Regions from separate parts of the Homo sapiens genome. Here region 1 is linked to region 2. A link is a loop called in an ENCODE intact Hi-C map of the cell type or tissue named here. Cell type or tissue: Caco-2. All regions are shown on one strand. Links, peaks and the distances in the headings refer to the core of each region. The heading gives the core; the rest is flanking DNA. Region 1 has its middle 71 kb from the start of LINC02038. Region 2 overlaps LOC102724877.

Region 1 (16,329 bases), core at 4,082-12,081, 210 kb after region 2:
TAGTGCAAATGACCTCCTATGTAAGAGGAAGAAGTGCGCTACCATGCTGGTTTGTTGACGCCATCACTCCAGAGACGGTGCCCTGCTTTGCAGGGGGCTTATCCCAGGTAAAATCCTGCTGGGCCTGAGGCTTTGGTGCTGGCGTATCATCCAGTTATGCCCTTTTGCCGTTGGGTGTCTGTTGACAAACTAGTCTTATCTGCCATCTATAACTGCCTGTCCTTGTTTAACTTTCTGGAAGACGATGTTTCATGGCCTTGCTTTTGAATTCTGCCTTTTGAATTAAAGGGGATGAAGGGGCAGGAACAACAAAGGCTGTTTAGAATTTAGTCTTCTCAATTGTTTGACCCAGTAAATAGACAAATAAAAAAGGGGGAGGAGGAGAAAAGAAAAAAAAAAAAGGAGACTAGGCTGAGCTCTGCAGTTGTAGGTCCCCTACGGGTTCAGCTGATATGAGTCCAATTTCAGTGGGGGCCTGTGCACCTGTGAGGAGTTAATGAGAAAAATTCAGAAGCAGCTTCTCTCACAAGGGCTCCGATTAGGACCCCACAGAGGCAGAACCACCCCCATCTCCTGGCAAGTTCTAATGATGGGATTTACCTCAGCGGTTGTATTTGAAGACACTCCACCGCTTTCTTAGGAGTAGGAGGCATTCTAGGTGGCCTTCCTGCTCAGCTTCCTTTGGGCTTTTAGATTTTGAAACTGTTCCTGAATGTAATACCACAAAAGCTGAATAAAAATATTGGCAGAGCGGGGGTGTATTTCCAGTGGGCCCCATTCAGGAGGAAGTCAGCATGAATCTACTGGAGAATTGGAGGATGTTCTTTATCATGAAGTTCAATCCCTCACTTCTCACATGGGAAGACTGGGATCCACCGAGGGCCTCTGAAGGGACACTCAACTCAGATCATCTAGGAAAATATGGCATTGGGCAGGATGACACCACTTGTCTAAGTGGCAGTGTGGTGTGGTTATGTTGTTGTGCGATTCTGAGTGGGCTCTGCATCCTGATTCTGGCTCTGCTTCTTACTGATTGTGTGAGTTTGGGCAAACCTGCCAGGGCTTCCTGTCCTCCCTGTTTCCTTATCTGTAAGATGGAAACAAGGGTTGCATCTGCTGGTCAGGGTTACTGCCAAGGTTTAAATGCGTGAATACACTCAGTGTACTTAGAGAACATTCTGGGCCAAGGCAGCCTTAAGCGAGCATTAGATTTTATGATTATCAGGGTCTGCTCTTCCAGCCCCTTTCCATAGCCCCACTCCTAAAAACTGTCCTGTGAGGTCAGGATCAGACTCAGCCTGCAGAGGTGGGTGAATGGCTGATCTGATACCAATCACTTTAGTGCCACAGAGTCACCTGGAGCTACATGCCCGGTGCTCTGGTAGGCACTACCTGGGCCAATATATATGTGCCAATATCAGAAAGAAGCCTGTTCTTAAAGAGCCATTGGAAAGAGCTCCAGGTTAGGAGTTAAAGAACATGACTTCTAAAGGCGGGCCTCTCTCATGCCAGCCACATAACCCTGGTAAGTTGCTTCACCTTCACCAATCTGAGTCCTTCTCTGTCAGATGGAGAGGATGATCTCTACTCTGCCTTCCTCGGGATTCCAACAAGAATCAAGTGATTTATATACATGTACAGGGTGTTAGATTTCAGTGAAATGCTTCTACTAAGGTGATGTAATAGTGGGAATGAAGTGGCGATTCACCCGAAGGACCCTCGATCGCATTCACCCCAATGTGGACTGGATGTTCACGGTGCTGAGAGCAGGCAATAGAGGGATCCTGGAGACCTGCTGTATACCCGAATGGTGTAGCCAGAAGTCAGGAGAACCTGGGCTTGAATCCCAGCTCTGCCACCTTCTAGCAGTGTGATCTTGCATAGGTTACTTAACATGATTGATAAAATCAGAATCCTGGTAACCTCATAGGATGGTTGTAAGGAGTACATGAAATCATACACATGAAGTGCTCACAACTGGGCCTGGTATATAGTGTTCCCTATAAGTATTAGCTGTGGGCCGGGTGCGGTGGCTCACGCCTGTAATCCCAGCACTTTGGGAGGCCGAGGCGGGCGGATCACGAGGTCAGGAGATCGAGACCACGGTGAAACCCCGTCTCTACTAAAAATACAAAAAATTAGCCGGGCGCGGTGGCGGGCGCCTGTAGTCCCAGCTACTCGGGAGGCTGAGGCAGGAGAATGGCGTGAACCCGGAAGGCGGAGCTTGCAGTGAGCGGAGATCGCGCCACGGCACTCCAGCCTGGGCGACAGAGCGAGACTCCGTCTCAAAAAAAAAAAAAAAAAAAAAAAAAGGATTAGCTGTGCTTGGTGAGATCAGCCAGTCAGCCAGTTCCAAGATCAGCCCTTGTCGAGCTGAGCTCCTGGGAGGATCCTGTTCACAGAGTCTGTCGTACAGGCAACTAATATGTAGAGGAGCATTCCAATTCATCCATTTGGAGGGTGTAATTGGTCTTTCTTGGGGAGACAGACAAACTCATGTCCAGCCCATCATTTCCTTGTAGGCAAGCTCTCCAAGGAAGCTAAATGGAAGCAGCTTCTTGCCTGGAAAGCAGAGTCTCAGGGCAAGAAGGGGTAGCGAGGAGTATGCTTATATCAAGGGCATGATGTCCTAATGCCCCGATGGATCCGTCTCCATGTGGCACCTGCACCAAGGGCTGGACCGAGCTGTCTGCAGCCAGAGTCCTTCTCCTGCTCTGCAAACAATGCCATATTTCAGTGCTCTGCTTTCCCTTTTCTATGTTGCTTCCTGCCAAGTTACCTCCCTTATGTCTTTACATAAGCTCAGGCTCTTGATCTCACTTGCTTCTGGACTATGGCATCTTCTGGTCTTTGGGGCAGCCCCTATCTACCTGATGTCACCCCTTGTATATTGATGCTGCTGGTTTAGCTGTATGCAGCATGCACATTGTTTGCTCACCTCCCTACAGGACCTCTAACATCGTGAGGCATGTCGTGGTCTTGCTACTTCCTAATCCACACACCAGTTTGGTAGCTATAGGGAAAGGGCTGTACTTGTCAAAGTACAACTATAAGGAAAGGGCTGTACTTGTCAAAGCTCTTATTTAGAAACTGGCCTCTCACCTCTGCTGTTTATGAAGGGGATGTGGAGCACCATGTGAGAGGTAATTACTTCTTTCGCGAGGCAGGGATCTGTATCTGTTTCATTCACTGATGTGTCCCACGTGCCAGGACAGTACCTACCACAGAGCAGGCACTCAATTATATCTGTCAAATGAATAAAAGTCACTTCTCAGGATACCATCCTGCTTATCTCAGAATCAGGTCTTTGGTTGTTTGTAGGATGCAGCACACCTTGGTCTCCTACTGGATAAAGTGTTTTTGCCTGCAGTAGTGCATGCTCTCCACACTCTGGAATAGCTCTTTTGGGCTTGGCTTTCATTCTTATTCCTTTTCCTACACAGTCCACTGATGTCATAGACCCTGGCTAAAAGCAGAGTTCTGATCCATTCATTCATTTCTAAGCTTCAAATCTTTAGGTGACTTTCCATTGCTTTTGAAACAAGGTACACATTTCTCACTTGGGCAGTCAAGGCCTAGGATCTGCACCTGATCTAGTCTTTCAAACTCAGTCTCCGTGTGTTCCCCACAAATACTCGTGGTTTCATTTCGATTGCATTGCTCAATGTTTTCCAGACGTCTCTCTGAAACCTTCCTGTCTTTGTCCTCTTCTTCATATTGTGTCCTCTAGAATAATCTTCCCAACAAAATGATGTTTAGGAGGGGTCTTGAGCACTGTAAGTGATGTTTCTGCCTGCTGGGACTTCCAGCTTTTTTTTTTTTTTGAGACAGAGTTTCACTCTTGTTGCCCAGGCTGGAGTGCAATGGCATGATTTTGGCTCACTGCAACCTCCGGCTCCTGAGTTCAAGCAATTCTCCTGCCTCAGCCTCCTGAGTAGCTGGGATTACAGGCACCCACCACCATGCCCAGCTAATTTTTTGTATTTTCAGTAGAGGCGGGGTTTCACCATGTTGGCCAGGCTGTGAACTCCTGACCTCAGGTGATCTGCCTGCCTCGGCCTCTCAAAGTGCTAGGATTACAGGCGTGAAGCACCGTGCCTGGCCGACTCTAGCTTTTAAGACCTAGTCTGAGCTTGCAAGACCCATCGTGAACATCATTTTTTTCACAGAATTTCTTTTTTTCTTTTTTCTTTTTTTTTTTTTTTGAGATGGAGTCTCACTCTGTCGCCCAAGCTGGAGTGCAGTGGTGCCATCTCGGCTCACTGCAATCTCCGCCTCCCGGGTTACAGAATTTCTAACTAGCTCTCTACCTCTTCTTACCCTCTAGTATGTGCATTTGTACCTTGCTTTGTTTTCCTCAACTTTGTGCTTGTTTCTGTAATTCCCTCATTCATTCCTACCTCTGCATGCTTGAAAGTTCTTTGTGGATAAGGACTTGGTCCGAATTATATTTCCTTTCCCATCCCATGCACGTGGTCCTCTCTCAGGAAATAGTGCAAATGAGCAACTATTGCACCAAGTTAGCCATTCTCTAAACATAGGTACTACCTATGCACTTTACAATTCTTGCTTCTAATTTATTTCTGGGTTGCATGGACCTTACAAAAAGGAGTAGCCTTTTTGAAAAGATTGGTTTGAAAAAAAACAATTTCAAGCATCGTTTGAAAAGGCTGCGGGACCAAAAAGCCAGCACAGCTCAAGTCATTTTAAACATGCAATGATTCTCACTCTGAATACTCAGAGTGGAGACTCAAAGTGTGGCTCTTTGCAAGTTAATGTCACTCTGGCCATTCCTTACACTTTGATCATTCAAACAGAAGTCACATGTGGTTTCGTCTCAGCTCTAAGAAGGCCAAACATGAATTTCTCAAGCCTGTCCAAACAATCTCTCAGAAAAAAAGATAGAGGTTGGATCATTTGTTCATACAGTTTGATTAGCTAACACACATTTTATAGTACTTGAAGGGTTGTTGAAAAGGAGTTCCTGTCTTATCACTAGAAGGTGAATTCTTGAACCTGTAAAATAAACTAGTTAGTTTGCATGTCTTTATATTCCTTCCATGCATTTAGATATACCTATTTCCAGACAGGTTTTCAGAATGCATTTGGGAAGCCTGTGATTAAAGGATATTTTCTGGTATGGTATGAAGGCTGAGTCTCTTGACAATAACTTTCAGAAAAAGAATAAAATCTATTTTACATCAGCTGAATGTCTCTAATTGGGTCTTGAAGACCAAACAGTTCCCTTCAATGCAGCTGGGGCTTTGGGTAGCCCCAAACCAATTAACTCAAATTATATAATTTTCTTCCCATCCCTACCCCCAAAGCTTGACTTGCTTATTTAGTAAAGAGGAGGATTAGCGCAAGCACTAAGGAGCTGTTCTCTGGCTGCCTGGCACAATATGTGAACTTACTTCTGGGCCAGCCAGAAGCATCCTGGCTGGGAAGAAAGGAAAAGGGGAAGCTGAAGTGAAGCCGTCTCCTTGGTGTGACTCTCCTCTTTCTTGGGATACAATGGAACTCAGCAGAAATATATTACTGGATTACCAGGCAGCAGAAAGCATGCTGGCCTTTAAATGGGAACAAGCAATCTTTAGCCCTCCTAAACCTCTAAAAATGTGCAGGAGCTAATTAAGGCAACAACATCATGAGGTGATCAGAGAAGAGCAGAGAAATGTGAACGGTTAGGGGGAATCTGAACAGGTGTGTATGTGCGGTGTGTCTAAAGGAGCAAAAAGCTTTACTATGAATAGATTTCATCTTTCTTCTGTTTCCAAATGATTTGTTAAGCCTGGGGTGAGCATTGAACAAATAACAAAATTATGTAACAATTCCAAATGTATATTTTCCAAATTAAAAAAAAGCAATAATTTTAAAAGGCAGAATGACACCCTGCATTGCAACTGTATCAGAAATATGCTTAGTAACCTTTATTACAAGGCAGCTTAATTTTTTTTCTATTTTATATAGAGTACTGTCTTTTGTGATCCTTGTAACAAGATACTAAATACCTGATTTGATAATTGTGACATATAGGTGAATTTAAAATAGTTTAGTTCTAATAAGAAAGAATAATTAATGATACCTTCAGGTGGGCAGGTTTTTTCAGGGGAGCATTTTTTCATATTTATTGGACAGTGAAATCTCAGCTTCTAAGTGCTGACCTTTTATGTGCCAACAAGAGAAAGCAAATAGTAGACATGCCTCAATGTCTCCCTTCTTTTCTAAGCTTATAAAATATGGTACTTAACTTGCCGTGGTATTTTCTCACACATTCCTTTCTGAGGGGACCCTGCCCTGGATACCAGTAGAATGGTTTTATACAACAGGCTTCCCTGATGTTCTAGGTCCTGGGAGTTATCTTCTAAGCTTGAGTTTTTTGCTCATATGTCTGTCAAAAAGGAAAATCCAGTGAAATTAAAGTTCGTCAGGAAGCTACAAGTCTGTTTTCTTACAGCTCCCATGGGCAAAGTAGCATTATATCTTCTGTTGATGTCACCATTTCTCTGGGAGATTCTAGAAATTTGTTCATTGGTTTCCTTCAGAATCTACTGACTACCAATGTAAACTCACAGCTGGAGAGCCACATCCCTTGTCCTTTTGGACCATGGTACCTATGACCAAGGCTTAGGCCTTTTCTGTTGAGTCTCTGTCTTTGGGGAGGGGGATAAGTTCTTAAATTCAGGGCCAGAGTTCCAGGAAAGGTATTCAAGTAAGACACAGAGCAAGGCTACCAATTAAAATAAAGACAATAGACTTTCAAGTTCAAATTCTGAGAAGAATATTAAAAATTATTTAGTCTACACTGTGATTTTAAAGAGAGAACCATGGTAGCCCAGGAGGGAGGTTGACTTGTTCAAGGTCACATGGTGGCTTAGTGGTACTGCCTGACCAGAACTTGGTTCTCCTGATGCAATTGAAGAGCAATCTCTGGCTGTCAATGCTGATCACATCTCAATCATAGAAACATCTCCTTTATTTTTCTGACTTTATAGATTGCTAATGGCAGGAGAACACTATGACTTACAAGTTGAGCTTTCACCTTGCTGGCCCTGGCTGGGCAGACTTGGCATCTGTGGTTGAGGCTTTAAGGTGGAAAAACAGGGCATTACCAGTGCTTCTTTTCATTGAATGTACATTTGAGAGATGCATTAATTAACGTAAAATTGCTACCTCTAGCTCTGAGCCTTAGCTGGCGCTCCACTTTGTACTGTTCACCAAAATCAAAGCACCGCTATGGTTTATTTTTTAGATATCTTGAAAAGGATAATGTTTGACCATTCCTCTCCTTGGCTTTACCTCCATGTGCTGTGTGTAATGATCCAGAGAGAATCAATTGGACACTGCATTTTAAAGATAAGGATTGGGATTTTACTTCTGGGTAACCTGGTGACCCCAATCAATCTCTGTCTTACGAACTCTCTGAAGATTTGATGCTCCAGTCCGCAATTAAGTCCCAGCTTCCAAGAATGGCAACAGATGTTGCAATCCAAACACCTTTATTAACTATTTATCTTCAAATATATATCAACGATCTCTTGGCCAACAGAAAGAGTGGCCTGCCCCTTAAATGGAAAATCACACTCTTTCATCTTCAAGCTATTTTACTTTATAGTCCTTTTGAGAAGATAAAAAGAGATCTATTAAGAAAGTAGCTGACAATATATAATTGCTTTCAAAATTTGCCTTTTCTAAAAGTAGTTTTTATCTATACATTGAAAATATTGCTATTAAGTTGTATACCTCAACTATACAAAACATCAAATGGTATTTAGGGTAAGCAGATAACATAAAGTTATCTTTAATAGTGAAGATTTCAATGTTTGGTTTCCTTTGTTTTCATATAAAACTTGCTGATTACATTTCATTTGCCAGACTTTGGCCTTGTTTGAACCAGAGCTTCAACACCATAAAAAATAATCCTTGCCACCTACTTGCCTTACAAGAATGTCATGAGGATTATAAATGATGGTGGAGTAATTTAAACACAGAATGAAACACAAGGCCAAAATATTTTAAGCAAGACCCTGTGTAATCCTTTGTAATTGAACTCATCAAGGTTTCATTCTACAGCTGAGCCCTTGCCTGAAGTTTATTGAGGTTATTCTACCGAGAAAAAAATAAACTATCGTGAGGTCAAAGAGCCTTCTTCTTCCTTGATTTAACTCACTGGCTAAATTTGCTGAATTCCTCTCACACAGGTAGGAGAAGTGGGCAGTTTTTTGCTTCAAGGGCAGGGGTGAATTCACATGAAGATAATGAAGTTTAAGCTTCCAAGTGTTCTCAATGCCATTTGTCTTCATAAAATTTGCAAAAATCAGATATTTTAATCACAATTAGTTAAGAATGCGATTTTTACTCTGATTTTCCTTCCATCATACCCAAGGGCTGTCAAGTGGGGTGAAAGTGGCCCCAGGGCAACTGTGCACTCTAGCTAAGGGAACCTTGAGTAGGGGGTGCTTTAGTTTGGACTTCATGAAATATGAAGCATGCAATACTTCATAAGTCCAAACTAAAGCATGCCCTACTCAAGCTTCCCTTAGGTAGAGCCGTCTTTTGCTGTCCATCTGCGTACAATCACATTATTTCTAGCCTTGCTGATGTAGAAATGACTTCCAGGAACATGCCCACACTGTGCCGACTCACCTGCTGTCATGGCACAGAGATACAGACCAGACAGAGAGCCCGTCAAGAATTAAACTAAACACTGGAGGTCTGTGGGTAATGGAGAAGAAGAAAGGTTTGCAAGGACTTAGAAACCAACCCGTACAAAAAAGTGTCTAAGTATCACGTGTACACAGTTGTAAAGGCATGAATTCATTTCATTGATGTCTGGTCGAAGGAAAGTTCTCCCCTCTCAGGATTATACTTCATAAAGCATGGTTTATAATGTACATGTACTATGTTTTTTCTTCTTTTTAAATGCAAATTGTGTAAAATAGAAATCATGAGAATTCCTGTGTTTCTAGAAACAGACGTATAGGAGTGCTATAAAAAACAAGCATATCTAGTGAGAAATCAAGAATTGTATGGACCCCAACTTTCAATAATAATGTAACAAACTCCAGTCAACCCTGCTAGTAGAATGAGTGAATTATCTTTCTATTATCTCTATTGAAAATAATATAGCAAAATCATTGTCATATTAAGCAGCAATCAAAAAGTAGTAAAAAATGTAGATTAAAAAAGTATTACAGGTGTACATGAAACATGAATTACTAAAAATACTGTTTTTAAAAAAATTTTAATATGTTTATGGTATTTCCCAGTTTTCTGAATAAATATCCATATTAATATCTATTTTTTATCTATAACCTTTTATATTCTTTTTCTCACAAAAGGTCCATAAAATTTCATGTGTTTTAGCCCTCACATATTTTGCATCTGCTGTGGGGTAGGGGTGGGAATGTCAGGTGTCAAAGCTCAGTCCTTCCTTAAAGATTATTTGATTCAGAGAAGACCTTGGAGGCCAAGTACATCTCTGCTTCTTGCCTCCCTCCACCCCCTTCCCATTATGTTTAAGAAAATGCAGGCTTTGAAGTGAAGCTGTGCTTATGATTACACAGCCTGTGCTTGGTGGAAATTGGACAAATCCATGCATTAAGAATGGATTCTAGGATCTGCTGGTCAGAGAGACCAGCAGCAAAAGGACTGAAGCAGAAGCTGAAAGATCCAGGTGTCAGTCTTGACTGCCACTGGCTGATGTGTGACCTTGAAGAACAAACTTCCTCCACTGGGCCTTGACTCCCCATTTGTGCATGCAAGAAGGAGCCACCTTCCTATATTGGAAGTTATGGGAAGCCTCTGTGACAAAGGGAAGTCTGAGCAGAGGCTCAAAGGAAACCAGAGAGAGTCACTTGTATGCCCAGGCCTTTCTGTGAAGAGGAGAGTGTGTGTGGCATCTTGGTGGACTGGCAGGGAGGCCAGCATGCTCAGCTGGGTGGGCGAGGAGGGCAGAAGTAGGCCAAGTAGACGAGGCCAGAGAGCCAGTGCAGGCTATGGCAAGGGATTTTGCTCATAGGGAGAGGGGAGCCATTGGACCTGATGAACCTGGAGTGAGATGACCTGAAAGATATTTAAAAATGATCACTGGTGCTGCTGTGTGGAGTGAGGGTGGAGGCTTGATAAAAGGTGGCTGCAGGCCTGGTGCGTGGCTCATGCCTGTAATCCCAGCACTTTGGGAGGCGGAGGCAGGCAGATCGCTTGAGCCCAAGAGTTTGAGACCAGCCTGGGCAACAAAGTGAGACCCCATCTCTACAAAAAATACAAAAATTAGCCGGACGTAAGTGGTGTGTGCCTGTAGTTCCAGCCACTTGAGAGGCTGAGGCAGGAGGATTGCTTCAGCCTGGGAGGTTGAGGCTGTAGTGAGCCACTACACTCCAGCCTGGACGACAGAGCGAGACCCTATCTCTAAAAAATATTAAAAAGCCAGTGGAGAAAGTGCCTACGATCACCTCCAGCACAAGGCATAACGTGGCAAGTGCCTAAAAAGAAGCAGAGGGAAGTGGTGCTGGCCGGAAAGAATGAGCCGGACATTATCAAGCAGAGATGGCAGGCAGAAGGCGTGACAGTTTTGCAGAGGAAATGGCATAAACAAAGATATGTGTGAGAAAAATGAAGGCCTTGCTCACGGAAACAGTGCTGTGAAGTGACTGAGAGTGAGGATTCTGTGCCCTTAGAAGAGTTATTCAAACTTCCCATCCCTTAGTCTTCACTGTAAGTGGGGGCCGTTATCCTCATCTGCCTGGGAGAGGTCTGTCAATGAGAGTTGCCTGTGTTGTACTCTAGAGGTGCAGGGCGAATGGTAGCTTTCACTATTATGAATTTACGAAATTTTTATGAAATGCCAAAAAGTTCCGTGAGGCATAGAAATGTGATCAGCAGGAAGTCAGGCTGATAGCAAAGAGTCTTGAATGCCAGGCTGAAGAGACAAAAGAAGGAGGGAGAGTTCCAGGCTTGCTTTATTCTAAAAGTCACCAGAGGAGCTTCTGAAAATGAAGTCCCTCATCTTCCTACTCTGACATGGGGCCCAGGGAGCTGGATTTTAGCAAGAGTCCCTGGTGATTCTTATGCGGATGCGGCTTAAGAAAATAAATGTTTTTAACCTGAAGGTTGAAGGGGGCATTGTCTTCAACTGCTGAGCTGGTGGACCCATCTGCAAACCAACGATATGCCGACTACTCCCAGTTCTCCTTGTGCAAAGCCAGCAACTGCTAAATAGTTGGAGCTGATAGTTGGAAGGAGGAAGCATGTGGTCCGGGATTGAAGGAGAGCTCTGGGGACCTTTCGAGGAGCCACCCTTCCCCTGTGGCTGTGCAAGGTGGTGACCCAAGCTCATGTTCTCGTCCCAGCTCCAACGCTGCCAAGTCACTGTGTGTCACTTGGATGATTCTTGCCTCTTTTCTGAGCTGCAACTTCCTCCTCTGTTTGAAAAAACAGAAAGTTGAGAGGTCTGAATTGGGCAAACTCTAAAGTCCCTTCCAGTTCCAACTTTATCTGTTTATCAAACAGCCTAATCTTTGCAAAAGCACTTGCAATGGCTACAGCCTGGAGACAGTCTTTGCAAACTTTGCAGTCAGACTCAAGGCTCTGGGGGTTATGCAAAGGGCACTGAATACTCCTGCCATCAAGATAACAGAAGGAACCCTTCTCTGGGGAGGGTTGTTCACATGCACCTCAGTACACGCAGCTCTGAGAGCTGGGACTTGTCTGATTTAACCCTTATCACCCTGCAGCATTTGGTGGGGCCAAGGTGGAAGCAGTTAGTCAGTTACCTCTGACTTTCTGGCACTTCCTTTGCCTGAAACAAGCCAATTGGGTTTTAGTGCTCTCTGATCAGAAGCTTCATGAGTCTGTGGTGTGAAAAGTGAAGAAAATAAGTGTCTTTGATTTCAGATAAATCACTTATGCACTCCAGGACTCAGTTTCTTTGTCTGAAAAATTTTCACTCCCTGAAAGAGGATACTTTTGCTTCTTAATTGCCATCAAATTTGGATGGCACAACTTTTACTGAATTCTTTTTTTTATCCCACAAAATTGAGAAATGGTCAGACTTTTTAGGACCAGTTTAAAAATAATAGTTTCATCTCAAGCAAAAGGCTGGCTTTCTATTCACCTTATCTCTGTTAAAGGCATCTTTACATTTTGAGGCAGAAAGTGGTAACAGTGACCTCACTCAGGGCCTTTCTCCCTGGCGGCTTCCACATACCTCTGCACACACAGATCTGAGGGATCTGACTTAACCTTTATCTCACTCATTGAGTTTTCAACTGAGTAGATTTATGAAATATCCATCTAAAGAGTCACAATGATTTCTTGATATATTTTCTAAAGCAAAAGGTGGGGGAAAATGTCTGAGACTGTAATCCCTTGCTAATTGATTTTCTCATTTCCAGATTCAAGGGTCTGGAGATAATAATTTGCAAAGGGGAAAAATATAAACTCTCAGGAAAACACACTGCTCAGGGTATAGGGGAGGAGGGTGCTGTGTGAGGAGTGGCTTGTGGCAACATGACTGGGGAATGAAGAAGAGTTAGGGCATAGCGATTTTATGAAAAAGGCCGAAGGAGTGAAGGTGGATGGGACTCCAGGACTCTGATAGCTTCTGGCTAGTTGGTCTTCTCCTGCCTTCTAGGGCAGTACCATTTTCCTTACACCGTTATTTTGCCCCCGGACGCCTCCTTGTATATCCGCCCTCCCATCCTCTGAGGAAGGCACTGGTCTCCCTGAATAGCAAGGTTTGCTTTCCTTCACCATGGCTGCCTGCCCCCTGAGCATCGAGCCTCTGGTCTGGCCTGGGGGCCACCAGGGCACCCCACTCTCCCACCTTGAAGCAGGGCACAGACAGCAGAGGAGTCTTCCATAGGAGTCAGGTCCTGAGGGCAACTTCCCTGTTCTCCCTCCACAGCACGCTGGGTCCTCACCAGGGCCACCCTCTATATGCCAGGCAGAAGGACTCCTGGAATCCCCACTTCAGCTGCTGAGGCCCACAGAGGAGTGGGTGAGAGGCTGACTGTCAGAGGTTGCTGAGAACCCAAGGTGCCTGAGAAGGGGTAGCTTGAAGTAATCCCATCCAAGAGTGTCAACGTGCAGTTTCTATTTGACTGCGCAAAGTTCTGGTGACAAATATTTATTGAGGCCTCCTAAAAGCCCTGTGCTCAAGTGTGCTTCAGGGCATAAAGAGAGGAAAGAAATGTGGTTCAGTCCCTGGGGCACTAGAGGGCTGCTGGGGGAGACACACAGACTCCCCAGGCACCCTGATAACCAGGCTTCCTTCTCTGCTGGGACACTGAAGACTTGCTTGGTAGAGGCCCAGGAACCCCTGCAAAGACAGCAGGGTGGGCAAGGAGGGAGAGGCCCACCTGAACAGATTGTACCACAAGTAGCCTCTCTTACCCTGCCTCCTGCCCCAGCTCCTGCAGGGTACAGAAATCTCAGGCAGTGCCTGTCTGCTGGGCCCGTCCTTCTCCTCCACATGGACCTCCCTGCAGCAGCCAGTGGGTGCCTGCCCTGCCCTCTTGCTTGCCTCATTCCCCTTTAATCAAAGCCGACTTTATATTGGCAGGTTAACTGGTGCTCCCACAAGTCAGCGTAGGCCCTGCCAGGGGCAAGTTACAGCCATGGACCCAGGGTTTCAGGATACCCTCATGGCATCATCTGGTAATTGTGATGGCCCCCTAACTGGTCTGGCCCTCTAGGTTCACCATTCTCCATTCCATCAGCAATAGAAAAGGGTCGAGAACCCTTTGGGAAAGGATGATCTCTCATGGTGAGATGAGTGACTGCAGTTAGCTGATGTGCTTCTATGTGGTTGAGGGGTTGGACTTGTTCTCTATGACCCCAGTGAGTGGGCTGAAAGACCCCAGGGCTGAAAGAAGCACAAGAGGGGCTGAAAGAAGCACAAGAGAGGCTGAATCTGCTTTTATAGTAGGAAGGCATTCTGGTAGAGTGCTCTAAAAATGGAATGAGCTGCCTTGTATCTCAGTAAGTAGTGAGTGTATCTGATAGGCTCAGTAGACCACACCCACTGGAGAGACTAGAAGAGTTTTAAATGCCCTTCCTGACTTACTCACCTATTACTATGTAATAAACTACCCCAAACTTAGTGGCTTAAATAACAATGATTTATTATTTCTCATAATTCCATTGGTTGGCTGAGCTCAGCTTGGTGGTTCTTCTGCTGGTCTTGCCTTGGGTCTCTCATGTGGCTGCAGTCATTTGACAGCTTGACTTGGATTGAAGGATCTAAGAGGGCTCAACTACATACCTGGTGCCTTAGAGCTGAGCTGGCTGTCAGCTGAACTTCCCTCTCTATGTGATCCTATATCTTTAGGTCATCTAGCCCAGGTTTCCTCATATGGTGGCGGGAATATTGTAAGAGAGCAGGGGAAGACCTTTAGACCTTCCTAAATCCTAGGCTGTGGAATACACACACTACTGCTTCTGACACATTCTGTTGGTCAAAACAAAGTCAGTTTAGATTCTAAGGATAAGACAATAGACTCCACCATTTGATGGGAAGAGCTGAAAAGTATTTGTGATCATATTTAACCTGCCACACTTACCAAATTGCCTTTGATTCTGAGTCTTCTTCTGGATGATCCCTTGTTAGCCCTCTGGTAAGGGCCATGTGGTAAATGTCTATACCTGTGAAGAAGGGCTCTATGTGGACACTAGTTGCTTGCCAAATATCTACCATACACACACACTTTTTTTGAAGAGGAGGCACTTATTCTGTCTCTACATAGTCATATGCTTTAGGAGAAACTGGCCTCATCCCAACTACAGTAGTAGGGTCAGGGAATATAATGGATCACTGACTGGCCCGGGAATCCAGGCTTATGCTAATTTGATCATGGCACTATTCTGCATACAGAGATTGGTTGGGAAAGGACGTGCAATCCAATGCCAGCCAATGAGACATGAGGGGATGTTTTTTAAAACCTTTCGAGAAAGAAGTTTCTTCATTTGTAAGAAAGAACCACTGGAAAGTATAGTTTCTCTTCTTCTGTTGTGCACAGAAGTGAGGGCTGGAACTGCTGCCATCTTGTTTCCAAACTAAGGACAAAGCCATCAAAAAGAGGAAAGCAAAGCCAAGAGAACCATGGAGACATGGAGCAGGAATCCTGGTCACTTTATGTCTATGCCCTGGCCTTACCTCTGGACTTGTTTCAGTTACATGAGCTAATAGTTCCCCTTTATTGGTTAAACCAGTTTGGGTTTTCTGCTATGCGCAGCTGCAAGTATTATATCTGACACAGGGCTTGAAATTGTTAGATGACAAATCTAACAACAGGTTACAAAGCAGGCATTAACTTTTAAAGAAAATAATCACTAACATATTTTTGTTTTGCTTTCCTAGTAAGTGAAGGAATGAAAGACTCATCTCATAGTAGAAAGAGAAATACCCTTAGACATTGTCTGTTCAACTGAGTCACTTGGCAGATAAGGAAACCAAGACCCTTGAGCAGAAATGTGACTGAGATGTCGCAAACCCCAGGCACATGTACTCATTACTGTGCTATACCATCTCCACCTGCACTTCATAGCAGTGCAGTTATTCACATGCCTGAAGCACAGAGACCACCTGGATAGTCATACTTTAAATATGAACTTGGAACAACTACCTTGGAAACCTGTTCATCAGTTTCTTTACAAATTTGACATGTGACTACCTTATGTCCCAGCAATTCCACCCCTAGGTATTTACCCTACAGGGATGAAATCATATGTCCACACAATGACGTATACAGGAAGGTTTATAGCAAGATTGTTCATGATAGCTAACTGCTGGATACATCTCAGATGTCCAACAATAGGTGAATGAATAAACAACAAATTGTGATATACAATGAAATGCTACTCAGGAAGAAAAAAAAGAGGAATGAACTACTACTGATACATGCAACAACATGCATGAATCTTAACAACATGCTGAATTAAGGAGGCCAGACTCCTAAGAGGACACACTGTATGATTCCACTTCTATAGAGTTCTGCAATAGCAAATGTAACCTGTGGTGACAGAATTCAGATCAGTGGTTGCTTTACGTTGTGTGTATACAAAGCGGAGTTGACTGGGAAGAGGCGTGAGGGAAATTGCTGGAGTGAGAGCAATGTTCTGTGTCTTGATCAAGGTACGGGGCAGATGAGTGTATTCACTTGCCAAATCTGAACAAACACTTAAGATCTAAGTATTTCACTGCATGTAAATTATATCTTGAAAAAAAATGTAACGTGAATTTCTAGCCACGAGCAGGAAGGTACAATATAAACCCGGACAGTTAGGCTCCTGGGAGTTTGCAGTGGTGTGTCCTGGACTCAGGGTTTG
Region 2 (16,329 bases), core at 4,047-12,046:
CTCTAGTGAAACTCCCCTTTGTCCCCTAGGTATCAGAGTGGTTTGTGGGTTTGGTTTAAAGCTACAGAAAGGAGAGAGCAAGAGAAGAAGAAAAAAGGTATTTTGCCTGAGGACTTGAAGCTTTTTTTTTTCCCTTTTCCTCCGCATGACTGACTTTCTCACACTCAGATTCCCTCCAGCCTGCCAGAGACGTGGTAGCTGCCCTGCCAAGAGCTATCCTGGGAGGGCTATTGAACGAGCTTTGAGTAAGTACACACACGGTGGATTTTCTCCTCCCCTCGGTACCTGCTCTGCACCTGTACAGGGAGCAGTCCCACACATATCACCTGATCACAGCCCTTTCAGGGACCGTGAGAAAAATAAAGCCCAGGATAGAAAAGACATGTTTGTCATCTCTCCAGGGCTGCAGCCAGCTTCCAGCAGTCCCAGTGCCCAGAAACAGCACATTCCAGGCCGGCTGTGCATGCATGTTTGCTGGGGCGCGTGCCAGGTGGGGGTGCTGGGAAGGGGGGGGCAACTAGAGGTCACCTTTGTAATGACCACCTTGCTGCCCCCGTTCTCTGGCATGTGCTGACTGGTAGCTTGAGAACCCTCTACTAGAATCAGTATCATAGTCTTTCTAGATAGCAGTCTGTATGTGCTGATCGCAGAATTCATAACCAGGATTTTTTTTTTTTTACCTATAAAGCCCCTGAAATGGAATTTCAACGTGTGTCTGTATGTGCATATTTAACAGGAGCTTAATAAATATTTTCCAAATGCATAAATGGATGCATCACGTTTTCTTTCTCCTGAGAAGAGGGTCCACAGCTTTCAGCAGAATCGCAAAGCTCTTTGCAATCAAAAAAGGTTAAGGAAAGCTGATCTGGAGTCTCTGCTTACTAGTGGGTACTCTAAGCCCCAGGGAGGGAAGGGACTTGCTCAGCTGCCCACAGCAGCATAAGGCTGGGGGTGTGTGGGGGGTGTAGGGTGGGCAGAAGCCAGCTGGGAGCTGTTTTCACCACACCAACTGCTGTGGTCCTTGGGTAATTTTCGGTTGGGTTTATAGAGTTGTGATCACCAAAGCCTGCATTTAAAATAGACACAATAAAGCTACTTTGAATTGCTACAACTTTTGACTCCTGAATTCTGAGGCACTTGAGCAGCTCTGCATCCAATTTTTGGATGTAGAAAGGGATAGGTGAGAAAGCAAAGTGTCTGCGGGGAAAAGAGGAGTCGGGAGTGCTTGGAGCAAGAGCCCTGGTTGTCATGCAGAGGCATTAGAAACAACTGCAACTGCATTCCATCTTTGATAAAAATGAGTTGCTACTTCTGAACAAAATGCCTGGTTGATTCCTGGCCAAGCTAGGACCTTGCACTGCAAACTGGAGGTGGGGGTGGAAAACAGAAGCTTTCAACATTGGCTAACGGCAGCCTGTAATACTCCCCCCACCCCCCAACACTCGCTTGGAGCCAGTGAAACCAAGGGAATGTGCACTTTTCTAATGGCTCTGAAAGAGGATGGTTGCCAAGAAAGCCTTTCCCAGTAGGGTGGGGGCGGGGCATCCTGGAATGGCTTAAATCACACGTTTGGCCCAGCCACAGCAGCGGCGGTGGGCAGGCTCTAAATGTGCTCCCAGCTAACCTCCTAACCTCTGAGCAGAGCTTCAGTGAGGCGAGCCTGCAAGGCCAGGGATGAAGGAGGGTATCCCTGAGGGATCACAGGGATGCTAACTTGTACCCTTGTGCATGAAAGGGTCAGAGCCATGCTGGGGCTGGGGCATATGGGGGCAGGCCCAGGGACCTCAGGAAGCCTCTGGAATGTGGGGTGAAGCCCATCCCCTTTAAACTCAGGGCATGCATGTGTTTGCCTTGCTGATAAGCTGCCCAAATGGTAACGTCAGACCAAATTTCTCCAAAAATCAAAAACAGAAAAACTGAGCTATCCAGAAAAACCATTTGGTAAAACTTAGGACCTGAAAGTGATTTGGGATGAATCAACATATTTTCTTTTTTCTTTTTTTGAAACAGAGTCTCACTGTGTCATCCAGGCTGGAGTGCAATGGCATAATCTAGGCTCACTGCAGCCTCTGCTTCCCGGGTTCAAGCGATTATCTCATCTCTGCCTCCCAAGTAGCTGGGACTACAGGCATGCACCACCACACCTGGCTAATTTTTGTGATTTTAGTAGAAATGGGATTTCACCATGTTGGCCAGGCTGGTCTCAAACTCCTGACCTGAAGTGATCTGTCCACCTCGGCCTCCCAAAGCGCTGGAATTACAGGCATGAGTCACTGCACCCGGCCTAAGCCACCACACCCGGCCATACAACATATACATATATATATACTTTGATATGGAGTTTCACTCTTGTTGCCCAGGCTGGAGTGCAATGGTGCAGTCTCGGCTCACCGCAACCTCTGCTTCCTGGGTTCAAGCGATTCTCCTGCCTCAGCCTCCTGAGTAGGTGGGATTACAGGCATGCGCCACCATGCCCAGCTAATTTTGTATTTTTAGTAGAGACGGGGTTTCCCATGTTGGTCAGGCTGGTCTCGAACTCCCAACCTCAGGTGACCCACCCCCCTTGGCCTCCCAAAGTGCTGGAATTACAGGCATGAGCCACTGCACCCGGCCACAACATATTTTTCGTTACGATCATCATCATCAGCATTCTTGCATTATCTCACAGATTATAGAAAGATGGAAGCTGGAAGAGAAGGGAGAAGGTACCTAAGAGGTCACCGAGTCAGCCCACTCCTTTCATGGACAGGGAAACTGAACCCAGGAAGAAGCGACTTGCACAGGGTCAAGCAGCCTCCCAGCGGGGGAGTAGCAAAACCAGAACTGCCCGCCAGTCTAGAAACTCTCTTTACTGTATCTCTCTATAGGAGAAAAACATTTTTAAATATTGTCTACAGCAAGTGACCAACATTACCACCAAACATGAATTTTATAGCTAAGACACTGAGCCATCTGCTGGTGAGTGATTTTGGTAGTGTCACAGAGCACAGTCCCAGGTTTGCCGTGCTGTGATTCTCCTTTCTCAGATTTGCTCATCACGCTATATTCTCTGAAAAAGAAGGGATCTTAATTTCTCAGCTCCAGGACATAGGAAGTCTCTTTCAGGATCTGTCCAGGATAGGCAGGCTGCCTCTCAGTCCACCAAACCAAGCCAAACCACATGTCCTCTCTTCTTATAATTGCCAATGTGTTTCCCTGATTTGTGCTCTGAAAGGAAGATTGGAAGAGGGAATAGTTCTAGCTCCAGAACTGATGCTCCGGTGGTGCTACGCTTTTATCTCAGGACCAGAGAAGACATGATGGTAGGAATACAGAGAAGGGGCTGGAGCACTAAGACACTGTGCTGCTGGCCGGCTTCACGCTTAGGAGAGGGAGAAGTGAGAAAAATAATGGATCTTCCAAGTGGTTGAGAGATGATGTTTGCAAATGAAATATATATTTTACTTTTAGATGTCAGGCATAGAGAACAGGAGAAGATGGTCCAGGCAGCTGCCGCAGCTGCAGCTCAAGATGATATGACTGGGTATGGTTGCTCATGCCTGTAATCCCGGCACTTTGGGAGGCTGAGGCCGGTGGATCACTTAAGGCCAGGAGTTTGAGACCATCCTGGCCAACATGGTGAAACCCCATCTCTACCAAAAATACAAAAAATAGCTGGGCATGGTGACACGTGCCTGTAGTCCCAGCTACTCAGAGGCTGAGGCATGAGAATCACTTGAACCCAGGAGGCAGAGGTTGCAGTGAGCCGAGATATTGCACCACTGCACTCCAGCCTGGACAACATAGTGAGACTCTGTCTCAAAAAAAAAAAAAAAAGACTGATGGGCTCTAGCATGACTGGGCCCTTCTGGTCTCTTCTACAGAGTGGGAGGTTCCTAAGGTACCTGTCACCCACATGGTATTACTTGACAGTTGACGAGGCACTTTCGCGTCCACCATAGCATTTGGTCCTCATACACAGCCATTTGTTCTAGATTGTCTAGGCTGGAAGGGCTCTGATGGGCATCCCAGGAAGGGAGAGATTGGATTTATGTGGTCAATGCAGGAGACATTTGGCTGGGCTGTGGGCTGTTGGGGACTCCGGATATGGGATAGACAGGAATTCTGGAAAATAGTACCTCTAGAGAGAAAGGGTGGAGAAAGGAACTTACAGGCCAGGAGAGAACTGACTTTTCTTTCTTAAGGAGAGCCATGGACAAGAATCAGATTTCCAGAAATTGGAACAGAGAGGACAAAAGAGATGTCTGTCAATCTGGTAAAGAATGTCAGTAATCCGGAGGACAGGTGCATCTTTGCGGGAAGAGGAAATGAGGGAAGTTCCTTTTCTTGTGGAGGAAAATCAGAAGGGAGAGACATGAGGGAAAGGAGTCCCACTTAGCAAAAGGATGACTGAGCAGATTCCGGAAATGACACAGAGAAGTAGGATCCCAGGCGTCCCTGCACGGAGGGTCGAGCTGCCTAGTTCAGCATTTAGTGCAGAAAGGCTTTCTGGGAAGATCTCAGAAAAGAAGACCAGGTTTGAGAATGAGGGCCCGTGTGGAATTCTGGAAGCTGCATCGCTTTTTACTAGTTAGTTGTTCGTGCCATGCTGTTTGTATTGCCATAGGTGTAACATACAATCCCGTAGGCTACCATGGTGTGTATGTGCCACATTCTCTTTATCCAGTCTATCGTTGATGGGCCGTGGGTTGGTTCCAAGTCTTTGCTGTTGTGAATAGTGCTGCAATAAACCTACGTGTGCTGAGATCATGTCCTTTGCATGGACATGGATGAAGCTGGAAACCATCATTCTCTGCAAACTAACACAGAAACAGAAAACCGAACACTGAATGTTCTCACTCATAAATGAGAGTTGAACAATGAGAACACATGGATGCAGGGAGGGGAACCACACACACTGGGGCCTGTCAGGGGGTGGGGGGCAAGGGGAGGGAGAGCAATAGGACAAATACCTACTACATGCAAGGCTCAAAACCTAGATAATGGGTTGATAGGTGCAGCAAACCACCATGGCACGTGTCTACCTGTGTAACGAACCTGCATGTTCTGCACATGTATCCCGGAAATTAAAGTAAAAAAAATTTTTTTATATATATGTATGTATGTATATATACACATACATTATATATGTATATATACACACACATTATATATGTATATATACACACACACACTTTTTATATGTGTGTATATATACACATTTTATATATATACACACATATATATACACATTATGTGTGTGTGTGTGTGTGTGTGTGTGTATATATGTATATGTAATCCCATAGGCTGGAAAAGTTGTGGGTTGTTTGGAGATGATGACCAGGACTGCGGACTTAGGGGGACCATACCCTGCTACTCAGTCTAGGGGTGATGGTCCAGGGCAGGAGGTCGGGGGACAGTGGCTCAGAACAAAGGGTGAGGCAGTACACTGAATCCTCAGAGCTTCAGAGAAAGGACCGAGCATGAATCTCCATAGTTCCTTAACTACTGTGGGCAACTGTCTACATGACAGAGCTCATTTTTGGATTCCCTCAGCCTCACTCGGTGTATTGACATTATGTTTAGTAGGGAAAAGGAGTCTGTCCTTTTGCGGACTTGGACTTCCACAGACCAGCTTTGGTTGAAATCTGAGAGGACTCAGGGAGAGCGGGTTCTCTTGCAGCGTGCTGGTGTGTGCCAGGCTCACCTTACCTGATGGGAGGTCTCCTAATAAAGTCCCAGCATGTTGCTGGCTCCTGGAGGAGGTTGCCACGCTGTGCATATATCATACATGTATCCAGCTGTGACCTTTATTTCAATAGGCTCTCACAGTCATGGAAGCACCCCAGTACTCAAGTTCAAGTATTTGATCTCCTTGTTATGGGTGGCTATTCATCTCCTTCCCTGCCCTCAAAGCCCTGGCACCTGGGGCAGACCTAGACTCGGCATCTAGCACCACCTGTCACCTGGATGGAGGGGTAGAATCCCAGCTCATTTTCTTTGTATTGAGTGAACCTGCACTGATGACAGACAGTATAGTCAGTGGCTAAGACCATCCAATTTCTAATTGTCTGTTTAACTTAATTCCACTCGATAAATATTCTTGAGCACCTACTACATGCAAGGCAAAATTACCTACCTATTTTGACAATTACTTCCATCCCTGCCTGCTATTCAAATGCTATTAATCTGTGCAGAGTGTGACACCCCAGGCTTATATTATAAAAATTTCCCAGCTGGGTGCGGTGGCTCACGCCTGTAATCCCAGCACTTTGGGAGGCCTAGGTGGGTGGATCACTTGCGCCCAGGATTTCAAGGCCAGCCCAGGCAACATGGCAAAATCCCATCTCTCCACAAAAAAAATACGAAAATTAGCTGGGCATGATGGTATGTGCCTGTAGTCCCAGCTACTTGAGAAGCTGAGGTGGGAGGATCACTTGAACCTGGGAGGTGAAGGCTGCAGTGAGCCAAGATCGTGCCACTGCACTCCAGCCTAGATGACAGAGCTAGACCCTGTCTCAAAAAAAAAATTCCCCTTCCTTCCCACATCCTTGATCTCTATTGCTTTTCTGATAAAGAAGCTATGAAACACCTCGTGGTATTAGGCGAATACTTTTCACAGAACCGTCACTCTCAAATATTTGGAGAATAAATCCATAAATGAACTCAGACTTAAGAACAGGTTTTATTGGATTCAAGGAACCCTCAGAGGGTGAGCCTATTCTTCTAAATTCTCTCTGGCTGCTGAATCAAAGGGGGTGGGTTTACTTTGACCACTCCTGGTGACCACCTCTGGGTAGCCGGGATACCTCTCCAGACAGCTCTGTTCTGTGCAGTCAGGTGAATTTAGAGGAGTCTGTGGCTGTCTGTGTTTTCCCAGGCCTATCTTTATTGATGGTTATTAAAGACACACCACCACATGGCAATATGCAAGTACAAAGCAATTCCCAGGGTAAGGTACGTGGGAAGAGGCAAGATACTGAGCTCCCAAACAATTCTACTGTAATCGCAGTCTGCCATATCTATGTATAGTTAATAAGTAAGATTTAAGCAGGCAGGTTCCACTGCTGGGAAGCAGATGGAAGGGGAAAAAAGGCCAGTAGGCAGATCACTGGTCCTTCTGGAAGACTGGAAAAGAAAGTGTGGAGGATGCCTGGGACAGGTGAGTCCAGTGAGCAGTCGCCGGGGTAGTGTACAAGCCCAGCCAAAGGTCCTGAGGTAGGGCCGCTGCTCACCTCTTTTCCCACCTCACACCTCTTTTCATACGAGCTCCCTGTGGAAGATTCCGTATAACTAAGAAATAAATAGCAATTGTGCCCAGACACCCTGGGTTAAATAAGTGTAAACACAGCACACAGAAACACCTGTTTTGACAGAGCACCTCAACACACCTGTTGTTTTACAATGCTGAGTGATATCGGTAAAGGGGTCTATAAAGCGGAGGTGAAATGCCCTCCTAGATGTAAATAGTGACTTGCTCTGTGAACTTCAAGTGTTTTACAGCTGAGATTTGACTGGCCTGCTGATTATTTCGGTTAGGAATGCTGAACATATATTTACATAGATATTTGGAGAAACTGGATAGCAGGGTGGTGAAAAGGCCAACTCCGGAGCCAGACTGCCTGAGTTCATGTTCCACTTGCTTGCATTCTAGCTGCGTGACATAACAATTCTGTACCTTGATTTACCTACCTGTTCAATGGGGAGGTATTCATTGTACCTACCTTATAGGATTGTTATAAGGACCAATATATGTAATGTGCTTAGTACAGTGCCTGGCATTTTGTAAATACAATGTAAGTTCTTAGCTACCTTTATTATTACTATATAATAAACATCTCTGATATGTAAGATAGGTACTCTCATTCATCTAATGAAAATTCACAAGGTGCTAATTTTTTCAAAGAAATGGATGGCAACCACTCTGGTAAATTGGTTCATGAGTATATTGACAAACCAAAAGCTTCAGCCAGTTTCTTATGAATCACAGGTTCTAAGGCTGGGAGAGACCTTAAGAAATGATCTGACTTCTTCTTTTTCAGGGAAAAGGGTCCCCACCACCCAAGCACTGTGATTTCGGCTTTGTGTGCAGGCAGATGCAGAGCTTGTTGTGGTCCTGCCTTGAAAAATTGAAATGAGCCTCAGGTTCACAGAAAGACGAGATCTGAATGGAGGCAAAAGCATCAGGCGTCAATATGGGCCTGGCGTGCAGGATGCGCGGGTGGTCCTCCCTCCCTCACGGAGACAGGAGGGCATGGGAAGGGCTGCAGAGGGAGGGGGAAATCAAAAGCATAAACCTGGGCAGATCCTCCCTGGACACCCATCTCACTTGTAGGAGATAAGATTGGTGGGAAAGATGAACACCCAAGACCCTCCCTGCTCCAGTTCTGTGGAGGTGACCATATCATTTAGGGTTCAAACTGGAACACTTTTGAGAGTGGAAGATAATGCTAGTAACACTGATGCTGGGACAACTGGCATAGGCTGGGATACATGACCATCCCGGTTCTGCGGGCCTCCGACTGTATGTGCTAGATTCACGTGTCCATTCAGTCGTGGTGTGAGCAGAGATGCTTCCTGAGGGACAGGGAGAAGAAATATTATTGAAAAATCATTCATGTTTTAGCACCTCCATATCTGTGAGGGGTGATACCATTGATCTACCATCCTTAGAGGGAGGAACCCCCATTTTTGAGGCTAGAGGACCTCCCTTAGTGTGTATAGGGGCAGGGAGAAGGAGAGGGAGGTCCCGTGACGCCTGTGCTTACAGTGTATTTGACATGACTTGGTTTCTTCTTCTTCCGTAGAGCAGATGTGCTCTGGGCTTGCCCACCTGTCAGTTTGCACCCAGGTGTGGCCGCGGCATAGAAATTCTACAATGGACTCTTGCTTCTACCAGCCATGGTTGAGAATGTTCATTTTTTGATGGTGTGTGCTTATGGAAAAAGTAACTACTACAGTTTGAAGTCCAGACCATAGTTTAATGGCTGAAGGAAGTCTCCTGAACGAAGGAGCACTTTCCCACGTGAAATATTTGCCCTTTTAGCCTTGAATTTAACTAAGTTTTTAATGGTTAAAAAAATGCTTTTTTTCTGAATAGGTCAAAATCAAGGTTTGTACTTTGTTAATTTCCTTCAAACAAACAAACAAGAGAAGAAAAATGGCTCCCTTGCCTGAGTGCTCATATATATGCCTATTTAATGATTAATAATACCTTGTAGGTTATTGTTTGATGTGGCCTCTATTGGTTTGAACAGGAGAATACTGATTCACTCTTAAGGCATTTATGAATCACAAGTGTTTACCCTGAGACAATAAACGAAAGGGAGAGATAAAAATAATACCCAAATATGCAGAGTTCTTTGAGTAAAACCTGGAGATAACGTGGGACCTCAGTCTTTGATATCCTGAGTGGGGGCCACTGCTTTCTCTCACAGAATAAAGATTGTGTAGAATGACCAAGACGGGCTTTTGAGTTTTGTAGATTTTTCCTTTCACTTGTTGGTAGGTTTGAGGCAGTTTTTTTACCCTGGTTTCCATGTCACGTACATTGGTTTTCCCTCTCCCTGGTTTTGAGGTAACTCCATGCCGTTCATTTGCAAGGAAGAACCTTTCCAGGTCTGCAAAGAGCGCCCTTCTCTAGAGTTTCACTATTTTCCCCTTATTCCAGAGGAGGCTCCAGAAGTAACCCAGATGAGAAGAGAAAGGCCGGCCTCCGAGGTGCTGGTGGGGCTGGAGAGCAGGAGAGCAGGAGGGATTCAAGAGATTAAGAGAACCGACAAGTCTTGGTGACTGGATTGGACCATGATGGAGAAAGAGGGGTCCAGAGACGACACTGAGTGGGTTGTGGTGGCTCGTGCCTGTGGTCCCAGCACTTTGGGAGGCCACGGCGGGAGGATGGCTTGAGCCCAGGAGTTTGAGAGCAGCCTGGACAACATAGGGAAACTCCATCTCTACAAAAAAAATGAAGAATTAGCAGGGTGTGGTGGTGCCCAGCTGTGGTCCCAGCTGGTGGTGCTCAGCTGTGGTCCCGAGAGGCTGAGGTGGGAGGATCACTTGTTCTTAGGAGGTCAAGGCTGCAGTGAGCTGTGATTGTGCCACTGCACTCCAGCCTGGGCGACAGAGTGAGACCTTTTTTTTTTAAAAAAAAAAAAAAAAAAAGGAAAGGACACCAGGTTTGTTACTTGAGCAACTAACTGGCAGACCCTTCTTCCAAATTCCAAGTTTAATAATGATATCTCCTAGACTGATTTTCCCTCCTCTCTGCTGAGAAGTATAAAGTTCTGTGAAAGAAGATTGACAAATTTGCAGTTACCTCTGATGATTTTTTTTCAAAATGTTTTGCTTTGAGGTAATTTTAGATCTACAGAGAAGTTGCAAAAATAGTAGAGTGAACTCTCTTATACCCTCTAACCCGCTTCCCCTTATGTCAGTCTTACACAACCGTGGAATAGTCATCAAAATTAAGAGAATCATCTTGGTACAATACTATAAATGGCAGACTTGATTTGGATTTTACCATTTTTTCCTAGTCAAGTCTTTTTTTCTGTTGTAGGATTCCATCTGGGATTCCACAGTGCATTTAGAAGTCACGTGTCCTTACTCTCCTGCACTTGCTGACGGTTTAGGGGACTAGTTAGTTATTTTGTAGCCTGCTCCTCCATTTGTGTTTGTTTGGTGTCTTCTCAGGATTGTGTCGAGGAGCTGCATTATTGGAAGGACATCACAGAGAGAATGTGCCCTTTCCAGGCGTCATGTCAGGGGTTCCATGATGCCACTTTATCTCATGGCTGATGTTAACCGTGATCACTTTGTTGAAGTGGTTTCTGCAAGGATGGTTCACTGTAAAGTTACAATTTTCCCTTTGTATTTCCTAAATATTTTTGTAGGGGGTGGAGGAGAGTACTTCAAGACTATGCAAATGGTCTATTTCTGCTTATACTTCTGTCTACTAAATTTAGAATCCATCAAAGGATCTTGCCTGTAGCAACTATTATTGTGGTGATCTAATGGGAATTTTTTCAAATTTCCCTCATTTCTTCAACACTTATTAATGGGAACTCTTCCAGAGGAAGAGTTTGCCTGACATTACATTCTGAGAAAGCAGAAAAAAAAAATCCGTATGCTTTTGGAGCCTACATTTTAGATGAGACAGATAAGCAAAATAAATAAATCGGTTGAATGCTATTTTAAAAGGTAATTGGTACTCTAGAGGGAGATTAAGTGGGGAAAGGGGAAGGGGAGTGCCGGGAGGGTGCAGGTTTAAATTGCATGCTCAGGAAAGGCCTTAGAGAGATGACTTTGACTTTGAGCTTGCTGGGGGAAGCTTTCTAGAGTGAGGGAACAGCAGGTGCAGAGGCTCTGAGGCAGGACCACCTGCTCTAGGAACAGCCAGGAGGCCAGAGTGACTGGGGCAAAGTGAGCAAGGGGAAGAGGAGGGAGATGGAGCTGAGAGTGAGAGTGATGGGGCCCGATGATGCAGGCTGGTGAGAAGGAGGGCATTCTAAGGATCTAGCTGTTGCTCTCGGGGAGGCGGGAGCCATTGCAAAGTTTTGAGCAAAGCAGTTACATGACATGCTCCATTGTTTTATTTATATTTATTTATTCATTCATTTATTTTTGAGATGGAGTCTTGCTCTGTTGCCCAGGTTGGAGTGCAGTGGCACAATCTCGGCTCACTGCAACCTCTGCTTCCCCGGTTCAAGCGATTCTCCTGCCTCAGCCTCCCGAGTAGCTGGGACTACAGGCATGTGCCACCACGCCTGGTTAATTTTTTGTATTTTAGTAGAGACGGGGCTTCATCATGTTAGCCAGGATGGTCTCAATTTCCTGACCTCATAATCTGCCCATCCCAGTCTCCCAAAGTGCTGGGATTACAGGTGTGAGCCACCGTGCCTGGCTGACATGCTTCATCTTTGTAAAGGATCAGTTTGGCTGCTCTGTGTAGGCAAGGATAGAGGTAAACTGTAACCTTAATCCAGGTAGGAAGTGAAGCTGGCTTGGAACAGAATGGTAGGAAAGAGGTAGTTGGATTTTGGACGTATTGTGGGGGTAGAACTAACACAGCAAGTTTGGGCAGCACTCGCTGGCCACATGGATGTAAACCGTGTGACTCCCCCATGGGAGCCTTCTGTAATCTGGATCCACTTTTGTTGTCTCTATGCTGCACCTCATACTTGTCTCTGTCCCAGGACCAACCCTCTACCAAGGCCAAGCCACTACCAACATTTGCTCGTACAGTCTCCCAGCCCTCAGTGTCCTCAGCCAATCAAGATCCTTCCCGCCCTTCCAGGCAACCACCACCCCAACACCCACTAGCCCTCTGAACACCTGCTGTCTAGGTCATGGACAGCAACTAGGCTCTGCTTCACGTGTGCAGCCCCTGGAGGAAGGTACAACCTCAAATGCCGCTGCAGCCTCAGAGGCCCTTAAACACAAGAACCAGCACTGAGTACATCACGGGCTCAGTGGTTGGCTTGTTGGTATACGGCATATGCTAAGAATGAGACACTGTATTATGTTTCCTCTTACTCATGCAAGTACATGTTGCATTGTACTCCACATGGATTCATGTTGTTTTTTTTTTTTTTTTGAGACAGGGTCTCACTCTGTCATCCAGGCTGGAGTGCAGTGGTGCCTTCTTGGCTCACTGCAACCTCCACCTCCCAGATTCAAGTGATTCTCCTGCCTTAGCCTCCTGAGCAGCTGGGACTACAGGTGCGTGCCACCACGCTGGCTAATTTTTGTATTTTTAGTACAGATGGGGTTTCACCATGTTGGCCAGGCTGGTCTTGAACTCCTGACCTCAAGTGATCTGCCCACCTCCACCTCCCAAAGTGCTGGGATTATAGGCGTGAGCTATCGCACCCGTATTTCTTTTTATATAAAAATTATGTCTCCGCCAGGCACGGTGGCTCACGTCTGTAATCCCAGCACTTTGGGAGGCTGAGGTGGGCAGATCACAAGGTCAGAGGTACGAGACCAGCCTGACCAACATGGTGAAACCCCATCTCTACTAAAAATACAAAAATTAGCTGGGCGTGGTGGCGGGCACCTGCAATCCCAGCTACTCAGGAGGCTGAGGCAGGAGAATCATTTGAACCCCAGGAGAAGGTTGCAGTGAGCCGAGATCAGGCCATTGCACTCCAGCCTGGGCGACAGAGTGAGATTCCATCTCAAAAAAAAAAAAAAAAAAAAAAAGATGTCTTTGCCTCTCCCTCCGCCCTTCAAGTAAAAGTGAAATTTCAGATTTCTCCCTGTTGGGCCAGTCTGTATCCCTGAAGGGGCCTGTGTCCCCCAGTCTGAGAAGGGAGATGAGGGATGCAGGAGAGGCAGGCATCATCTGAAGGCTCATTTGCTGCTGATGGATTTGTCTCCTTATCTATTGAATGATTGAACTTCAAAATATGTTTAAAAATGTCAACCCGTACAAAAGGGTAAATCCTGAAAAGTAACTCTTCCATCTGTGGCCCCTGTCCCTCAAACCCTGCAGTGGCCATTCTTGCCTATCCCTTATATACCCATCCATGCTAATGGATTACTGGCTAGTAGTAGATAGGAACTACCCATGGAAGGTAAGCTGCAACGCTGTGAAAACCAGCTCCCAGCACTGCACTTCCCAGGGCTAAAGCAGCCCCCGTTGCAGAATGGCCAGCTACAGCGTGGTCAACCTGCCATTTGATTGTTGTCCTTGGCTCACACCACACAGGGGTGAATTTGCAAGGACTCCACACTTGAGTGCAATTGGAGCATTTAGTGCCACCCTCCTTGGCTCTAGATCTGTGCCCTCACCAGGAGATTTGTCCTCATTGAGACTTCCCAGGTTAGCTCTTGTCTCATCTCTCCCTTAAAGTCAGCCAACCAGAGGGAGGAGCACAGCCAAAAGCTCCATCAGGAAGAAAGGCAGGTGGGAGAGGAGGGTGGAGGAGCCTGCCTCTGAGTCTGTTACAGCAGTGCCGGAGATTACAGGGAGACTTCAGCATGGCGGGGGGACCTTATTCCTCCCCACTCCGCCTCGCACCTGACAGGCCTAGAAGCTCACCTGAGAGGCAGTACTCTTCGTCTACCTTTCCCGTGGGAAATCACCACAGCCAACATAACCCCTGAACTCTGCTGGGCCACTGCCAGCAACTTCCAAGCCTTTCCTCTGCCGATTACAGTGACATGATGTCGTTTTTATTGAGGCAAGATTAGATTTTTTTAAAGGGTTTTCAAAAGTGTCGTTCACATGATCTCTAGTACTTTTCCTGTTGCTTGAAGACCACAGAGCTGCCAATTTCAATTTGCTCCAGCTTTTATCACTGGAAGAAGCTTAAAAGAAGAAAGAAAGGGGGAGAAAGACTGGATGAAAATATTCCTCTTGGCCCTAGCAGTTAGTGCGAGGGTGGTGGGGGACACGCACGTCGCCCACTTCCTTCGTATGACTGCTGTAACAAGATGTCGGGAGCCTGAGCTCCTGGAGTCGCACCTGGCCTCCTGACAGTGCATGAAGATCACTAGACAGAGGGATCATAGCTGGAGAGGGAACACACAACCTTGAGTCATTCACAGGAGCTGGAGAGGGTTAGAGAGGATGCTGGTATCCTGGGAGATGGGTAAAATAAACTCATGGAAAAGTTTTCCTTCCTTCTGATTCCATTTTACTAATTCTCCTTCTTGGAGGCAAGGTTTGCCTTTATGCATTCATTCACTCATTTATTCATTCAATGTATTTATTGAGCACCTATTGTGTGCATTACCCTGCAGGATGAATAAGGCAAAGTCCGTACCATTCACCATTTTATTATTTATTTATTTGTTTATTTTTTTTGAGATGGAGTCTCGATCTGTCACCCAGGCTGGAGTGCAGGGGTGTGATCTCAACTCACTGCAACCTCCGCCTCCCGCGTTCACTCCATTCTCCTGCCTCAGCTTCCTGAGTAGCTAGGACTATGGGCGCCCACCACAATGCCCAGCTAATTTTTTTTATTTTTGGTAGAGATGGGGTTTCACCATGTTGGCCAGGATGGTCTCGATCTCCTGACCTCGTGATCCGCCCGCCTTGGCCTCCCAAAGTGCTGGGATTACAGGCGTGAGCCATCACACCCGGCCCACCATTTTAAAAGATAAACTGGAGAATGCCTATTTGCATGAATCATACTTTTTCAGGTGTCACTTTAGCCCTCGAAATGGGTCTTATGAAGGAAAATCATGAAAAACCTCAGAGCTAATCACATTGCTTTGATATGAAATCAGAGCAGGAGCATCCGAGGGTAGGGGACTCGCTGAGGACGCATCTCCCACTCCATGGGAGTCCTGCAGTAGAAACAATATTTACACATCACGAGCGTTTAGCAGCCACTTCCAGACTCCGAACAGCCTGATAGTCACAGCAGCCTGTGAAGTAGAGAGGGGCAAAATATGCCATCCCCCTGCACTGCACCTGGCACGTTGTAGGTGCCCAATGAGTGTTGAATGAATGCTGCTTCAATTTACAGCTCTGAGACAGGCTCAAGAGTACTTAAGAGATTGGTCCCAAGTTATCTGCTAGTAAGTAGCAGAGGCCAGGCTGGAATGCAGATGTCCTGAATCCACACATCGAGGCCAATCGTGACTCCTAGAGGCACTACTCTCTGGCAATTTCTCCAAACTACTGCCGTTCCATTGATTGGCAGGAGAGTGACTCCGGAGTCAACCGCGTTGAAGGTTGCAATGAGTCTCTGGAGAGTAGTTTTAGTGGACGGAAGTCAGACTGACCTCTGATGCGAACAGAGCATTTCATGACGGCACCCCTGCCTCCTTGGAAGGTCCTCCCAGGGTTTAGTTGGTTGGACTAAAAAACCTGGGCTTCAGGGTTGGTTCTTTGCATATGGATTTCTAAACTGTCCCAGACTGAGTTGGAAATGTCCTTGGGGGCTTGTTTGCTTTTTGAAGTCTATGCACCACCCCCCAACCCCAACTCATTCTGTCTCTGTCAATTACGTGGATCAGGAAAAGACGGGTTCAGAGCAAACTTGTGAAAAAACAACTCCCCATCTGTGTCTTGTGAACCTTGATGTTTCTCCTCCAGAGAGGGATGGAAGGGCCATTGTGGCAGTGGGGTAACTCCCAGGGAGTTCGGGCCTCACCAGAGTTACAGAGCAAGGAAGTGGCAGACTAGAACCAAAATCTGGAAGCCTAATTGTGGTTGCAGTATCCCTGGACTGGAAAAGACCCAGAAAGTCATTGAGTCCCTTCCGCTGACCCTGGGGATGAGAATCACAGCACATACCCGGGACCTAGGGCTGGATGTGAATGATGTTCCTTGCCAGGAAATGCAGTGTGGGGACACACAGGAGGCTGCAGGAACAGAGCCAGTCTGGTTGAAAAGGA

What was found. Peaks named below come from ENCODE experiments on the same cell type or tissue, not always from the same donor. Only the 100,000 strongest peaks of a DNase experiment are listed, where the experiment ranks them.
Region 1: a loop joins it to region 2, with 9 times the contacts of the local background. A loop is called at or near these places in 4 of 110 quality-filtered maps.

The regions. Positions count from the first base shown.
Region 1 is chr3:193,906,386-193,922,714 of GRCh38, reverse strand. No RefSeq gene overlaps it. Among named protein-coding and RNA genes, the nearest start is that of LINC02038, 71 kb to the right of the region's middle. In Caco-2, for the core only: no CTCF peak of the experiment used is centred there; DNase peaks (open chromatin) are centred at 7,454 and 11,604; H3K4me3 peaks cover 2,054 bases.
Region 2 is chr3:194,115,050-194,131,378 of GRCh38, reverse strand. It overlaps LOC102724877, which reads right to left. Exons shown (of 6, transcript XR_002959666.2): 6 at 7,905-8,556. Among named protein-coding and RNA genes, the nearest start is that of HES1, 13 kb to the left of the region's middle. In Caco-2, for the core only: no CTCF peak of the experiment used is centred there; DNase peaks (open chromatin) are centred at 6,968, 7,508, 9,398 and 9,698.